Linked DNA regions of Mus musculus: region 2 is linked to region 1. The links are chromatin loops, found by intact Hi-C in ENCODE. Cell type or tissue: left cerebral cortex. All regions are shown on one strand.

Region 1 (8,000 bases):
CAGGAACTTAGAGAGTGGGCAGGGAGCACCATGAGCAGGCAGTGATGCTGGGCAGCCTCCTGCCTCAGGTTCACATGGAAATCCCATCCACAGTCAAGTATAGGCCATCGCTCTCCTGTGGCACGCAGTAAACTTTTGTACAATGTGAAGATGGTAATTCTGGACCTCTGCCAACTTGCAATGCTGGTAAAAGATTTAATTTAAGGAGCTTAGCTAATTACATCATTAGCCAGTGTGCGAAAACTCTTAATGAGACAAATATTTTGGACCAGGGAATTCAATAGCACTTCACGAGGCTTTTAATTAGAATGGAACTAGGGGACGTGTCTTTGTTTGTAGCTTCCTCCGTGTTAACACAACAGAACATGTTGGTGGGGGACAGCCAGTGTCATTCTGTTCCATAGAGAAGCTTTGGGAGCCACGTGAATAGTTTATTGCAGTGCTTGCTCTTTGAATAACCAACAGGTGCTTGGCCCATGGCAAACCTCGTCAGTCTGAAATGTAAGAGAGTTATCCATGGTCCAGTAAAAGAGAGAGATGTCCATTACTGGAGAAAATCCAGCAAATGGGCTTCCCTAGTAAACATTGCACTAGGAAAATACCGTGTGTGTGTGTACCTGTACATGCACGTACGCATAGAGTTTGTGTGTGTGTGTATATGTATGTGTACCTGAACATACATGCATGAGTATGTACGTACTTGCACATGCATGCTTGTGTGTGCATGTGTGTGTGTGCACGGGCAGGTCAGAGGTTAGTATCTGTAGTGCTTAGTTTTAAATGCCAACTTGCCATAATCTAGAATCACCTGGTAAAGAATTATGACGATGAGTTTGGTCTGTGAGTGTGTTTGTGGGAGATTTTATGGATGGCTCAATGACACCATGGGAGGCACCACTCCCTAGGCTGGGCCCTGAGCCACCCAAGAGTGCAGAAAACTGAGTGACCAAGCAGATAGCATGGGTACATTTGCATCTTTCTGCTCTTGACTGTGGATGTGATGTGAATGGCTGCTTACATTCCCATGCTAACTTCTTAGTAATAATAATGGACTGTGACGTGGAGGTGTGACTGAAGTATGCCCCCGTCTCCCTTAGGTTGCCTTGGGTCAGTATATTTTACACAGAACAGGAGTGGAGCCAGAAGAACATTAAACGTCTTCCTCTATCACTCTCCTCTTTATTTTGACTAGCGTTGCTCACTGAACCTGCAGCTCTCTGATTTGCCCGAATCAAATGAAAGATAAAGGCAGTGTTTGTGAGAGGCAGACAAAGCCGTGCTTTGAGGGAAATTTATAGCTCAAAATTCTAGCAGTAAAAACAGGGCTTGGAGAGGTGGCTAAGTCTGCCTTGCAAACATAGGAGATGAGTCCTCATTTTTTAAAAAGAAAAAAGTTGCAACTAAATAGATGGATCAACAGTTAAGTGCTTTTTGGGAGGTGGGGGAACTGGATTCAGTTCCTGTCAACTGCATGGTTGCTCACAGCCTCGAATAATTCCAGTACCAATGAATCTGACAACCTTTCTCCACAGGCATGTGCCAAACACACATACATACAGACAAACATCCATACACATAAAATAAATATTAAAATAATCTTTTTAATCCAACTGTGGTAACATGTGGTCTCACCCAGCACTGAGAGGAGGATTCAGGTGGACCCCAGCGTTTGCGCAGCCTTCCTAGGCTACAGGAAGGCAATAGAAGTCACATTCCACACTCAGCAGCTACTACACACTGCCTCACACCTTCACCAACAGAGCCACTTACCTTGTTGCTGCAACCAGAAACAATTGAAGGGAGAGAGAAGTCCATCCTGGCGTACATCTGGGTGGAATTCACAGCGGGGGGAGCCTGAAGCAGCCAGTCGCATTGCTTCAGCATTCAGGAACCAGAGAGAGGAACCGGAAGTAGGACCTGACTGTCAAGCCTCAAAGCCTGCCTCCCATGATCCACTTCCTCCAGCAAGCCCCACCTCCTGAAGGTTCCAAGGTCTTCCATCACCATGCTTTGATGGAGTGTGCTCAAACGCAGGTGCCTGAGGAAAGAGCATGTTTCCCTTCCAGCCCACAGCATATTCTCTCTCTAAAGAGCGTTTATCCTCTCTGTTAAAGTTGTTACTCTTCCCGGCCCATCTTCACGATTGTATTTTCTTGTATTTTACTACACTAAAGAGCTGTTCCGTTTTAAAATTCTTTCATTTTGTCTTCTGTGTAAAGAACCAGAAGCTTCCATCCTGGATAAACCAGCAGTGCCTCTTTCCCCACGCTGATTTATTAGAACTCCAGGTTCTGCAGATAAGCTACAAGAGGCTGCTGTGCTCTTCCTGGAACCTCACTGTGTTAAGGTTAAGATCAGGGTCCACGGTCTCTGTCAGGAAGCCTTGCTGCCTGGCCAGAGACAGCTGCAACTCTGCCAAGCTATCCCAAACTGCTTTTCCATCTAGATTCATGCTGGGGACTGACTGAGGAAAAGCTGTGGGATCCATCCTTGGGAAGTGCACGGCCATCTGCTGCTCATGTGTTCCAGGGAAGAGAATGAGCTGCCTGCCTCGGGTGTGAGAATCTGGCACCACATGGTTATCTAGAGATGACCACCTGGTCCTCCCAGGAAAAGACCTTGCTTGTTGAGAGCAGATGCAATGACTTATCCTTGTCTCCCCTCACTGTGGCCACCTTGACAGGCACACTGTAAAGGATTCACAGGAAACAGAAGGGCAGAAAGAAACATCCCACGTCTACAGATGCTCATGAGTCACTGGGAAACCCTGTGGGAGAACCAACTGGTACCGTCATGGAAGTGTATGCTTGGAGTAAATGCTGTGTCCTCTGGTTGACAGCTCTGACAGCTCTGGCCCAGAACTGCCAAACCAGATGGTTGCTGCTACTGCTTTTTTTTTTTTTTTTTTTTTTTTAAGCTGGTGCAGGCGTGGTGACACATACCTGTAATCGCAGCACTGGAGAGAAACAGGCAAGAGGGGCTTGAATTTGAGATTAGACCTTGCCGAAAAGAAGGAGGAGGAGGAGGAGGAAAAGGGAGAAGGAGGAGGAGAAGGAGAAGAGGAAGAGAAAGCAAGAAAGAAGAGGAAGAAAGAAGGAGGGGAAGAAGAGAGAGAGAGAAAGGAAGGAAGGAAGAAAGAAAGAAAGAAAGAAGAAAGAAAGAAAGGAAGGAAGGAGGTGGAAGAGAAGAAGAGGAAGAAGAAGAGAAAGCAAGAAATAAGGAAGAGGAAGAAAGGAGGAGGAGGAGAGGAAGAGGAAGAATAAGAGGAAGAAGAGGAGGAGGAGGAAGAGAAGGAGGAGGAGAAGTCGAAGAAGAGGAGGAGGAGGAGAAAGAGGAGAAAAAGGCGAAAGCACAAAAGCATTGTGGACCCAAGACATCACAGATTCATAAAATTGTATGTGTGCCTGTGGCATGTGAAGCTGAGGAACAGCAGAGTGGGTGATGGGCAGAGGTGGTGTGGGGGGCAATGGGGTACAGTGATTATGCTCAAAATGTACTACACACTCATGAAATGGCCTTGAGTAGCCCTGTATAATGAAAGGGGAAATGGAAAAAAATATTTCTAAAGAAACATATGGCATAGACTAAGAAACAGGAAATTGTTGGGATCTAGACTCAAGCAAGCCAACAGGGGAAGGCGGCATTTCTGAGAGTGTTAAGCTCTGCCCCTGTGTGTGCTTGATACTAAAGAATTATTACTTTATGTGTGTTAAGAACATGGAAGCTAGAGAGGCGGTTCAGTCACTAAAAACGAACACTTCCCAGCCTTCCGTTCCTGGCACCCACACTGGTGGGCTTGCAGCTGCCTGTAACCCCAGCTCTAGGGGATCTGATGCTCTCTCTCTCTCTCTCTCTCTCTCTCTCTCTCTCTCTCTCTCTCTCATAATTGGAAACAAAAATAAATCTAAAAACTCTAAAGAATGGGGATATTTTGTTGGGGATATTTTGTTACATTTGCAAAGGAAAAAGAGCGGCTCCTTCTCTGTTCACCCCCTCCCCCTGAGGTGTTCACAGAGCTCATGAGTGCTCTGCAAACAGGCCAGCCCCATGCAGTTCTCAGAAGGGGTCTAGCACCTGCTCAAGGGCCCCATTCACAGAATGTCTGTCTTGAAACTCTCCCCCCTCACCTTGAGTTCTCTAATCCTCTTCAAAGGCCCCTCTGGTATCAGAGTTGAAGCATGATCCTAGTTTCTGAAATAACCTTTTCAATAACCAGATAAGGATGCTTTTGTAACCTCATTTAATGAACATTTAAGGAAAGGAATGAGGTGCGCAAACCACTGCATCATCTTCGTTTCACACTCTCCTTTCAGCCTGAATAACTAAGTCTTGCTTATTGCTCATCCAGCGCAGTCAGCTGACGTCATTTCCATGTTCAACTGTTGGTCCTCACAAGCCAACCAGAGGTGACTGGAACAAATTCTTCCTTTCCTGTGTGGAATGCCAGTTATGGCTGCGGGAAGGAACAGAAGGACGCTAAGCAATTTTGAGTAGAAAATGCCTCTCAGGGCAGTCACCACTTAAATTTTCCCCTAATAAAGTCTGCTGTGACTGTCAGAAAAATTTTATTACACCATCATTAAAGAGCCAGGGCAGCTGGACTTTTCCTTCAGGGCCTAAAAATATTGGTAATTTTTTTTTTTTTGCAAGTCAGACCACAGCGTGAGAGCTCATCAGAGAGCCATTAGAGCTGCACGGGCTCACTTAGTCAGACCGCTCGTCCTGTGGATCTCAGCAGGGCAGAAAATAGGACTTGGCACCTTTGACAACAAGAACACATTGATCCACTCGTTTGAGTCCCAGGCTCTGAATCGATATGGGCTTCAGAGGCTCTCTGAAATTTATGCCCATTTCCTTTTTTCTCCTTCTGCTTAACCCAAGCCTTAGTACGACCTAGAAAAAAAAAAGTAGGTTTGATTTGAGTTCCTATGACATCATTAAAGACACTCTGGACCATGTGTCCAGAGTCCAACCACGATGTCCTAGGATGTCCTGAGTCTCTGATAACAAAATATTCTTTGTTTACTCATCATGGTGAGAGACAGGACCAACAGACAGAGTATATACTAAATTTATTAGATTGGCTTACGGGATACAGGGAGGACAATCTAACTGTAACTGACAACCGGGAGGCGAGCCGACTTACCAGTCACAATCTTACTGAAGGCCTGGAGGATTCCCAGAGAGCTGCTAGCCTTCAGTCCTGCTGGAAAGCTGAAGAGGCTGGGCTCCCGTGGCAGTGGGGGATGCCAACAGCTCGCACAAGCAAGAGGCAAAGGAGGGCAGGGGTAAAAGAGGCTCTCTGCATTCTTGCCGGGAACCCTCTGCCCAGCATCCCTGGTCGAATCACCAGGAGCTCCCTGGGGTCATTTTCTCAGGCAGCGGTGAAGAATTTTACAGTGTGTCCATAGACACCAAGCAGGGACAGGGAATATCTTGCTTGCCTCACAGAAACTCCAGATTTCCCAACATGTCACCTGGATTTAAAAATCTGAAAACAGTTAAGCAGGTGTCACTGGGTGGGGGACAACTCGAGTTACTGTGATTTTCCCAGAAGCACATGCGGCCTGGTCAGGGCAGGTGTTAGGGTGTGCTCTCCAAGGGTATTCTTACACACATGTGTGCACACCTCAAACAGTGGATGTGTGCTTTCCTGCCAGGACTCATTCTCCTTGTTCTTTGAAGGTGCTTATGTATATCATTGAGGAAGAATTTTGGAGAATATATAGAAATCTGGAAATTGACCATTGATTCAATATGGCAACCAACCCAAGAGGGAGCTGGGTTGTGTCTTTGGTAAAGCCCAATGAATGGCATAAATAAGACGTTCCGCCCCAGGGATGGGGGAGGTGGTTTAACTAGTAAAGCGGTTCTCTCACAAGCCTGGGAACCTGGATATGGTTACCCAGAACCCATGGGGGAAAAGCTGTAAGAACAATAATTGGTGGAAAGAAAGAAAGAAATGACCTGTTGTCACCAAACAGCCCTCAAAGCAAGGTCAACTCATGCCCTGTCATCCCAGTTGTCCCCACAAAAGCAAGCTCACAAGTGAGATGCCACCATTGTCACCAGCTCAGCTCAATCTAGATAGAAATAGAAACCATCATCTATCTTTGCCTAGTAGACCCCACAGATCTACAAAATACCCCCAAATAGTGCCTTCAGATCGCACTGAGCCACAGCCAGTGACCATCTGAGTCCCTGAATCGATGAGTTTTTGTTCATCTTTTCTATGTCGCCGCTTTGTACTTGGTTATTAGGACCCTGTCTCTAAAGGACACACAGCAAATTAAGCCTCTAAGCCTCAAACTGAAGTCTGGGGTTGGTAGAGTATCCAGGTTTAGAGCGCCCCCGTGTGGTGTCTCTGGAGAAATACCAAGTCTGACCACCATGGTTTTTTATGTCTGTCTCCCTGCTTTGCTCCCGTGTTCCTGGTTTGCTCTGGTTCCTTTTCCTTTCACTGTGCCCAATGTCAGTGGGCAGCGATAATCCCAAAGAGCCCCCGTAAAGGTCTCACTGCGCTGGCTGCGAAATACAGCCCGCCATTCACACGGACAGTTTTCAGTAGAGACCACATTTGGTCTTTCTGGTTGTTCTCGCCCAAGAAATGAAATGCCCTCTTAGCACAACACAGAACAGCCACCAGGATCTGTGGGATCTCACCCCACAGTATTGGTGTGTGTGTGGGGGGGGACATTGTGGTGTGCCAGGGTCTGCTGGGCTCTGCTAAGCGGCAGATTGAGGTACCAACATGCATAGGGTTTGAACTCGTAAACCACGTGGCGCTGTTAATATGGGCACAATGCAGAGTCACCTGCCGGGGCTTGGGTAACCTACAAGAGGCAGAATCTCCAAAGAAACCCGACCCACTCTCCCCCAAAAGCCACCAGTTGCCAACAGCTCTTCACAGGGGTAGGGTTTTATGAAGCACACTGGGGTTTCGACTGGCTTGATGTTGTGTAAGTCTTGCACGTGCAGTCCCGGCTGTGAACTCGGGTGCACAACAATCCTATCAGGTCCAAAAGATACTGTTTCACATAGTCGCCCGACACCTCCGACTCTCACAGTCTTCCCTCTCCCCTCTCCCACAAGGATCTGAGAGCATTTGGTGGTAGGTATGCGATACAGACACGCCCACTCAGGGCTGAGCACTCTTAATTTTTTGCACCTTAGCTAGTTGTATCTACATCAATTGCCATCTTGGTTGGGTTTTTAAACCTTATCTGCTTGGGAAATTCCAAACTATATGAATATTCTAATTGGAAGAATTAGACAAGACATGGCTATTGTGAGCACCTCAAACAACAGGGAATGTTCTGAATATGGTGATGTTGGCATGTCCTTCCATGTCAGATGTAGACAGACTCTGGCCTTTTCCTTTACTTTTTCTTATTTATTTTATTTTATTTTATTTTATTTATTTTTACCACCTGTATGATATTCCATGGGATATATATATATTACCAAGTATATAGTGTTCTTTGATTGTAATGTGCAGATCTGGTTCCATCTCCTTCCTACTTCCTCTTGGCGCTTCATGGAGGTATGCAAGAGAGTCGGGGGCCCAAAGGGACCTGCAGGTATGAGCAGCTTTGGCTCCAGATAATGAGCTAAGAGTGGGTTGATCATCTTGGTCTTGGCTTCCCGAGAGCCCATGGTGGTATAAGGATGAATCTTGAGTGTCAACTTGTTGGAATCTGGAATCAACTAAGAGACAAACCTTTGGGTCTCTCTGTGAAGGTATTTCCGGGGAGAATTAACTGAGGAAAGAAGACCCTCACCTAGAGTGGGCAACACCTTCCAGCGGTTGCCCAGATACAAAGAAGACTGAGAGGGAATTAGTACTGCCTGTCTGCCTCTGCATCACGTTACTAAGCAAATCCACGCTGTTGCTGTTGCTGTCACTCTTGCCTGACATCAGAATCCAACTTCTTTGGCCTTCCAATGTGGACTGGAGACCAGAGGCTCTAGGATTCCCAAGGCTTTGAGGACTGCCTAGG
Region 2 (8,000 bases), 260 kb before region 1:
TCAGACAAAGGCATACCACTGTTTGCATCCCAGCTCAAAAGGCACAAGCTCCTGGCAACCGACCACTCAAGAAGAAATGGACCTTTTATATAGATCTATATGGACTAAAAGATTTAGTAATTAAAGCAAATCTATCTATCTATCTATCTATCTATCTATCTATCTATCTATCTATCCACATCTTGCTCACCTAGTCAACCCAGGCCCAGATGCCTTCACTATTGAGTCTAGCAACCATTGAAAGAATTAACTGCTTTATGCAAACCTTCCTCCCAAATGGAAGAACGCTTCCTCACCCATTGTATTAAACGGACATTTATCCTAAAACCCAAACTAGACAAGGATATCCTTAGGACACCACAGACTTAAACCTTCTTTTGAAAAAATGAATTGAGATTTCTTCAATAAAACACTAGCAAACCGAATCTAGGAACGCATGTGCAAGTAACTCTATAACGTCGTCAGGTGTATTCACTCTAGGGACGCAGGTTGGTTTAACCTCAAACATTAAGTGACTAGAGTACAAGGGTGTATAAAAAGATGAAGATCCTAGAATCACCTCCATAGATGCATAAAACAAAACAAAACAAAACATTCATCAGACTTTTAGCACCAAGCACTCAACAAACTAGGAAGGGATTCGGATTTCACTGCCCTAAAAAGCATTCCCAGAAGCCCACACAAGCGTCATGTTTAGTGGACTGTCCACCTGGGCCGGGTGGAAGAACAGGTGCCCGTTTTTGCTGTCACTGTTGGACGGGTTTGAAGCACTGAAGGGCGGCGAGGCAGGCAGATTAGATGAAGTGAATGGACCTGCATGTACAGGCACATGACCTTGTGTGTGCAAAATCCCAGGCAGTCCATTAAAAGCTATTAGAACTAACAATTGAGTTTATCAAGTTTGAAGCCCACATGTGTGTGTGTATGTGTGTCTGTGTCTCTCTGTGTGTGTATGTTATCTATAATATGTATGTATAAATGCTTGTCCATACATTTATTTATATAACATGCATTTCTATATACTTGCAAGGAACCATCTGAAAATGAAGTTTAGCAAACAGTTCTAGGGGCAGCAAAATAGCTCAGCGGGTAAAGGTACCACCCACCACCCTGGTCGGAGTTCCTTCTCCGAGACCCACATGGCAGGAGATGGGAATCCCCTTGTGAACATTGTCCTCTGGTCTCCTCATGCACACTATGACATGTGCACACACAGCACACAGATGCATGTAATTAAAAGTGGAAAAGATGCCTATAGCTAGCCATGCTGGTAGTATGCAGTTCCAGAACTCAGGGAGCAGAAGCAGAGGCAGGGGATTGCTTTAGAATCCAAGGCCTGCATGGATCATATAACGGGTGCCAGACTAGCTGAGGTTAAATAGTAACACCCCTGATTGAAAAATATAAAGAAGGAAGAGAAGTGGAAGAGGAAGTAGAAGAAGAAGGTAGAGAAGAATAAGGACAGGAAGGAGAAAGAAAGAAAACAAACTATTTACAATTGGTGTGAAATCCTCCCCCCTGCAACAAAATATTTTGGAGTGTTTCCTAAGTAGTTCTATGACAGGTTGATGCAAGCTAGACTCATTAGAAAGAAGGGAGTCTCAATTGAGAAAAATGCTTCCACAAGATTCAGCTGTAGGCAAGTCTGTGGGGCATTTTCTTAATCAATGATGATGGGGGGAGGGCTTAGCCCATTGTGGGTGAGATCATCCCTGAGCTGGTGGTCCCAGGTTCTGTAAGAAGGCAGGTTGAGCAAGCCATGATGGGCAAGCCAGTAAACAAAACCCACCCTTCCATGGCCTCTGCATCAGTTGCTGCCTCTAGGTTCCTGCCCTGCTTGAGTTTCTGCCTTGGCTTCCTTCTGTGGACTGTGACTCTTCTTCAAGTTGCTTTATGTCATGGTGTTTGATCACAGCAATAGTAATCCTAACTAAGACAGACTACATTAGATGAGATACGAGAGTCATTTCCTGAAGACTACCGTGCCACATTAAAAAAAAAAGTTAAATACGTTGTGATGAATGGCATTGGAGTGCAACAGTTAGACCTGGGACACCTTCATATATACATATATATATTTTTTTTTAATTAGGTATTTTCCTCATTTACATTTCCAATGCTATCCCAAAAGTCCCCCATACCCTCCCCCCCCCCACTTCCCTACCCACCCACTCCCACTTTTTGGCCCTGGCATTCCCCTGTACTGGGGCATATAAAGTTTGCGTGTCCAATGGGCCTCTTTTTCCAGTGATGGCCGACTAGGCCATCTTTTGATACATATGCAGCTAGAGTCAAGAGCTCCGGGGTACTGGTTAGTTCATAATGTTGTTCCACCTATAGGGTTGCAGATCCCTTTAGCTCCTTGGGTACTTTCTCTAGCTCCTCCATTGGGGGCCCTGTGATCCATCCAAAAGCTGACTGTGAGCATCCACTTATGTGTTTGCTAGGCTGGGACGCCTTTTTGATGTATGGCAAAGGCTCATCCACAGCTTTGTATCATGTGGAGGTGGTGGGGCCTTAAAGTGGTGGGTTCTAGTGGGAAGAAGTCTTCTGGTTATTGGGGACTATACCCTTGAAAGAGATAACAGGACCCTCCTCTCCCCTCCTCTCTTCTGTCTTTTGTGTGTGTGTGTGTGTGTGTGTGTGTGTGTGTGGTGAGTGTGTGATCTATCATGGGCTTTTGTTGCAGCCCCAAAAGGAAAGGATTCAATGAAGCATGCACCGTAACCTCTAAATGAACCTAAGTTGAATCATCTCAGGCATTTGTTGGAGTAACGGGAAGGTGACATCTGAGGATCAACCTCCAGTGAACATCCAGCTGGAAAGGAGGCAAGCAGGGTGCTCATCAGCTCGCCGAGCAGAGGAGCAGAGCTCAGTTGAGAGACCAATAAGCATATGGAAACATGGCCTCCCTCCCTAGCGAGCAGGGAGATTGCCCATTAAAGCCATAGAAGATGACATCTATTTCCAAGCATCAGTCTGGAAAACATATTTAATGTTCCCAATACCAGCTGTTAGGGATCTAGGATCTTTTACATACTACTCATATTTTTAGCATAAATTTGATTTGTATGCGTTGGTGTGCCATCTGCAATCTCTCTTCAGCCCCAAATCTGCTTGTAACTCTGCCTTGCCCTGTATATCCTAAGCAAATGGTTAACCAAGCATGAGAACTACCAAAAAAGTTTCTAGCAGGAAACTTTAAAGTAGTCAAAGGCTGGAAATAAACTAAATGTCCATCAATATAAAAATGATCCACAAAGTCATCTACTTCATCTGCAGTGGAACGTGTCTTCCTTAGGATTTTACTGCTGTGATGAGGCACCATGACCACAACAACTCTTATAAGGACAACAATTAATTTGGGACTCACTTACAGGTTCAGAGGTTCAGTCCATTATTATCATGGCAGGAAGCATGGCAGTGTCCAGGCAGACATTGTGCTCAAGGAGCCAAGAGTTCTACATCCTGACCCAAAGGCAGCATAAGGAGACTGTGCCACTGGATGTAGCTTGAACATGTAGGAAACCTCAAGGCCTGCCCCCACAGTGACATACTTCCTCCAACAATGCCACATCCACTCCAACACGACAACACCTCCTAATAGTGTCGTTCCCTATGGGCCAACCATTCAGACACATGAGTCTATGGGGTCCATACCTATTTAAACCATCCCAGAGAAGAATACCACTGAGCAGTTACAAATGTATGTATAATAAGAACTTCAGGGTATGGTAGCTTATGGGTGTAAGCCTTGGGGTTTGAGGCCAGCCTGGGCTACACAGTGAGTTCCAGGACAGCCTAAGCCCTGCCTCAAATAAAGAAATAACAAACCTACAAACACACCCACCAGCATATCTATGGATCAATGTTATGAAGAATACTTTCTATTGAGCAGAATGTTACTGTTGGTGTAATTTTTGTGGCTCTTGTGTGGACTGTGAGACATCAACTGTGGCATCACTGAACAACAGATACGTAGTAGAAAATGAAGACCTAGGTGGAAAGGACACTCACTTTGCCATAGCGATTGTCTCTGGAATTAGGGGTCCCTTGCCTTGTCCATGCTGCCCTAACTCTTTAGAGTTTGAGGTGACATGGCATGCAGGGTTTGGTGCCGCTTTGGGAGCTGTTCCTGTGTTTGCTGAGCCTTGCTTTGGTCTTCTCTGTTGTTAGTCTAGGCCAGTGGTTCTCAACCTTCCTATTATGACCCTTTAATATTGTCTTTACCTCTCACTCTCCTCCCTTTTTCTTGTCTAGACTCTAACAGAGGCCTCTAGTTGTTCTCTGTTTCATATCTAGAGAAATCTGATCTAGACAATCCTTCTTTGAGACTCTAGGTGATTGTCCATTGTGCGGACAGTTAAAGCTGGGCCATTCCTCTCAAAGGCCAGTATCCTACTCACTCTCACAATAGAACCTCACAAGAAGAAAATTATTCTTTCCAATTTTCTTAGGAAGAGTAAAAAAACCTAAACAAAAATCTAAATATTTATTTAAGAAGATTAGGAAAGTCATGGTGTAGTCGTATAATTAACTGGTGGATAAGAGTAAAAATAACCTGAAATGTTAAAAGTTCACAAGAAATAAAAACAACCCTGAGAAGATAATCTTGGTGACATGCACAGAATAACTCAGCTACATAATGTGCTTTGAAAACCAGTAAGCTAATTTAAAATCACTTAAAATTGTGCCTGTGTACTGAAGAATTGCTTGCATTAGTAGGCACATAAATCTCAGTGGGTCTCAGTGATGGTTAATTGTGATTGTCAACTTGACAGGCTTTAGTGTCACCATGGAAACAACTTTCCGAGCATGTCTATGAGGGTTTCCTACTGAGTTAACTGAGATGGGAAGAGTCACCAAGAATGCAGGCAGCACCATCCCATGGGCTGGGGTCCTGGACTGAATAGAAAGGAGAAACTGAGGTGAGCAGGATTCATCTCTCCCTGCTTCCTGACAGTGAGTGTGATGCAGCCAGCTGCCTCACCCTCCTGCCACCATGCCCTCCCCACCATGATGGACTGACTGATCGTGCCCCCAAACTGTGAGCCACAATAAAACCTTCTTCCTTCTTGTCAGGTGTTTTGTTGTAGCAACAAGACAGTAACTAATACTCCCCTGAGACTTTTTGAATGTTTTGTGAGGCCAGAGGGATTTTTATAATGGAATGGTTTGAATGTGAAACCTCCCACACAGGGTCCTGTTTTGAGTGCTTGTTCCCTGGCTGGTGGCACTATTTTCAAACACTGGGGGCCTAGATGGAAGAGGTGGGTCCTTAAAGGATGAGACTGAAGGTTCTCCCCCTGACCTGGTGCTAGCTAGCCTGGTGCTAGCCTCACTGAGTGTTTCTTGCTGGACCTTTTGAACACCCTCTGCCCTATGATCCCACTTATGAAAACTGGGGTTCTCTATCATAGCTTTCTCTAGATCTCACCTTTCTTTTCCCCTAAGGCGTTCCTGAAATGGAAAAGTAACTGCTATAGTAGTAGTACCAAGGGTTTCTCTCTTTTCCTTTCTTTGTTTCTTTGTTTCTGTCTTTGTTACTTTGTTTCTGTCTTTGTTTCTTTGTTTCTTTCTCTTTCCCATGATGGTATGAAATGGCTATATGACAGGTAACATCACAACTGCAGGAGAGACACACAGAGAAGAGAACCCAGCTGTCTTCAAGCAAGACAGAGATGGGAGACATTTCCCACATGTTACACAATGCTGACCTTCTTTTACTGTGGAAAGCATGCTGACAACCATCCAAAGTATCCCAGTCTGTACTGTAAATATTGATAGCCAAAATATACGTGTGATGATTTTGAGGTCCTCAATATTTTTTAAGGAAACAAAAAGGGTTCTTAGACAAGAAATGTTTGTGAACTGCTTTTCCAAGTGCACCCACAGGAAGACAAATATGAGTGTGAGGTCCCTGGGTGGGGGAGGGGCTTGGGACCTCAAAAGGGACAGCAACATTACTAAAGTAAGAGAGAGCTGGGAAGATGACTCAGTGGGTAAAGTGAAGACCTGAGTTTAGATTCCTAGCACCCTCAACAAAATCTGGGTGTGGTGGAAGACACACTGCCTGTAATTCCAGTGCTGAGGGGCAGAGACAGATGGATCATGGAGAGTCTCTGGCAAGCCAGTCTAGTCAAAGCAACAAGCTCTGGGTTCAATGAGAGACCGTGTCTCCAAAAATACATTTTAAACTGATGGAGGAAGATATATGAAGTTGACCTCTGACCTTCCCAGCTGCACATGCACAGGTGAGTTTGTGTGCATCAACACACACACACACACACACACACACACACACACACGCTTGCACACACACGTACATGTGCACGCACAGCACAGCAGAATATTAGTGAATGATAGGACTTTGTGGTTGCTACAGTGTAGTTTTGTAATTTTGGTGTGTTAACAATAAATTGTAATAAAAATAAATAGCTATAAGTATGCTGTTTAGAGTTAAGGAAGTAATTACAAGAAACACTGTCAACCAAAATAGCCAGGAGACAAGAGGTGGGCGAGACAGCATGGATGGTGATGGCTCTTCATAGCCAGTTAGTCGGCACCGTTTCATCTGTTACTAGGCACACCCACCACGCTTTCACAGAAATAGTCTTTAAGGAAAGTAAACAGCAAAAGGAGAGAGAAAAAAAACCCCACAAGCTATACAAAGCTCACAAATGAGGGTGAAGTCTGGAAGAATGTAAAATTTAAAAGCGATTGTGTTTAGAGGGTTCATTTTCAAGCATTCAGTACTGGGTTTGTATGGTTATAAAACAAAATTATTTCTTAATTAGTAATGAATCAAAAAGACATAATTATTCTTTTTCTCAGGAGAAGACATTGTTTAGAGTTGTAAGCAGTAGAGGTTTTTGTTTTTTGTTTGTTTTTTGTTGTTGTTGTTTTTTGTTTTTTGTTTTTTGTTTTTTTTTTTAATGTTGGCAAGTGCCAATCTTTTGTATGCTGGCCACTATGATTGGAAACAGATCCTTTTAAAATCTTGTAAACATAAAGTTTGTCTTTCGAGACCCAGTGAACCTCACTGATTCCTATGAAATGGGTACCACGTACTGCCAGACTGTGGAACCATGCCAAAGTTTCTCCTGAGATTCTCTGGCAAACTCTCTAAATCAAATACTAATTGAGTCAAAAGATTCAACAATGATACACTGACAATTTATAGTTTGTTGCCTCAGATCATCGGTGACAGCTCTTTGTTTAGAGGAACATGAACCCAGGAGTCCAGGAAGCAAGAAGTCACTTCATGGTGCAGCTGACCCAGTTCTGTGGCAGCCACAGCCAGAGTCGCCCAGGTCGCCCATCAGAATGTTGGTTGGTCTCCCTCTCCTGGGTTGTGAGGAGACAAGGATGCTTCCAGACAGTTTCTGATTTGCTTTGTTTTGGTGTGAATCCTGTCAGGAATGGCTTCCAGGAAATGATACCAGCCGGTAGTTTCCCAGAAGTCTGTGGCTCTGTTTGGATAAAACTTGAATGGTATTGCTGTGCGGTGGATGTGGGGAAGTTGGGAATCAAATGTAGGGAGGGACTGAGTGGCAATGTGGAGAAGGAGCATTCCAGCAAGCCATCATGGGTAGCATGACCCTCCTGTGGCTGCTAAGACAAACAACCACAGCTGCTCTGCTTAGGGCAACAGGCATTTATTTTTCTTGGTTCAAGAGGCAACCTAAGTATCTGCAAAGAAGATTCTACCAGAGGCTGGGGGTGGGGATCTGCCCCATACCCCTTCTAGGTTCTGCTTTTGTGGACAGCCCCTAGTGTCCCTGGCTTGAGCTGGCAACCCTTTGGTTTGTACCATTGTCTTACAGATCTTCTTAATCTCCTTGTGCCCTTCTCTCTTCTTACACAGACACTCACCATTGGATCTGGGGTGTAACCTTAACCTGGGATAATTCACTCCAAGTCTTTAATGAGTGGGATCCATGAAGACACATCCTATAGTTCAAGGTGAATAAGAACTTGGGAACACATGATCATCTCAC

What was found. Hi-C counts contacts between places; a loop is a spot of excess contacts. Peaks named below come from ENCODE experiments on the same cell type or tissue, not always from the same donor. Only the 100,000 strongest peaks of a DNase experiment are listed, where the experiment ranks them.
Region 2: it touches region 1 in a loop (6-fold over the local background); 2 of 42 quality-filtered maps call a loop at or near these places.

Annotation. Positions count from the first base shown.
Region 1 is chr8:125,954,202-125,962,201 of GRCm38, reverse strand. Gm31069 (a long non-coding RNA gene) reads right to left here and starts at 5,251. Exons shown (of 2, transcript XR_388208.3): 1 at 5,147-5,251; 2 at 4,224-4,453. It overlaps Gm42056 (a long non-coding RNA gene), which reads right to left and starts at 1,764. Exons shown (of 2, transcript XR_879364.1): 1 at 1-1,764. In left cerebral cortex, a CTCF peak has its summit at 6,347 (motif pointing left); DNase peaks (open chromatin) are centred at 2,694, 3,604, 4,283, 6,329 and 1 more place; H3K4me3 peaks cover 572 bases; H3K27ac peaks cover 1,168 bases.
Region 2 is chr8:126,211,557-126,219,556 of GRCm38, reverse strand. The region is part of intron 2 of Slc35f3 (solute carrier family 35, member F3); the gene reads right to left. Among named protein-coding and RNA genes, the nearest start is that of Gm31165, 76 kb to the left of the region's middle. In left cerebral cortex, no CTCF peak of the experiment used is centred here; DNase peaks (open chromatin) are centred at 3,001 and 6,557.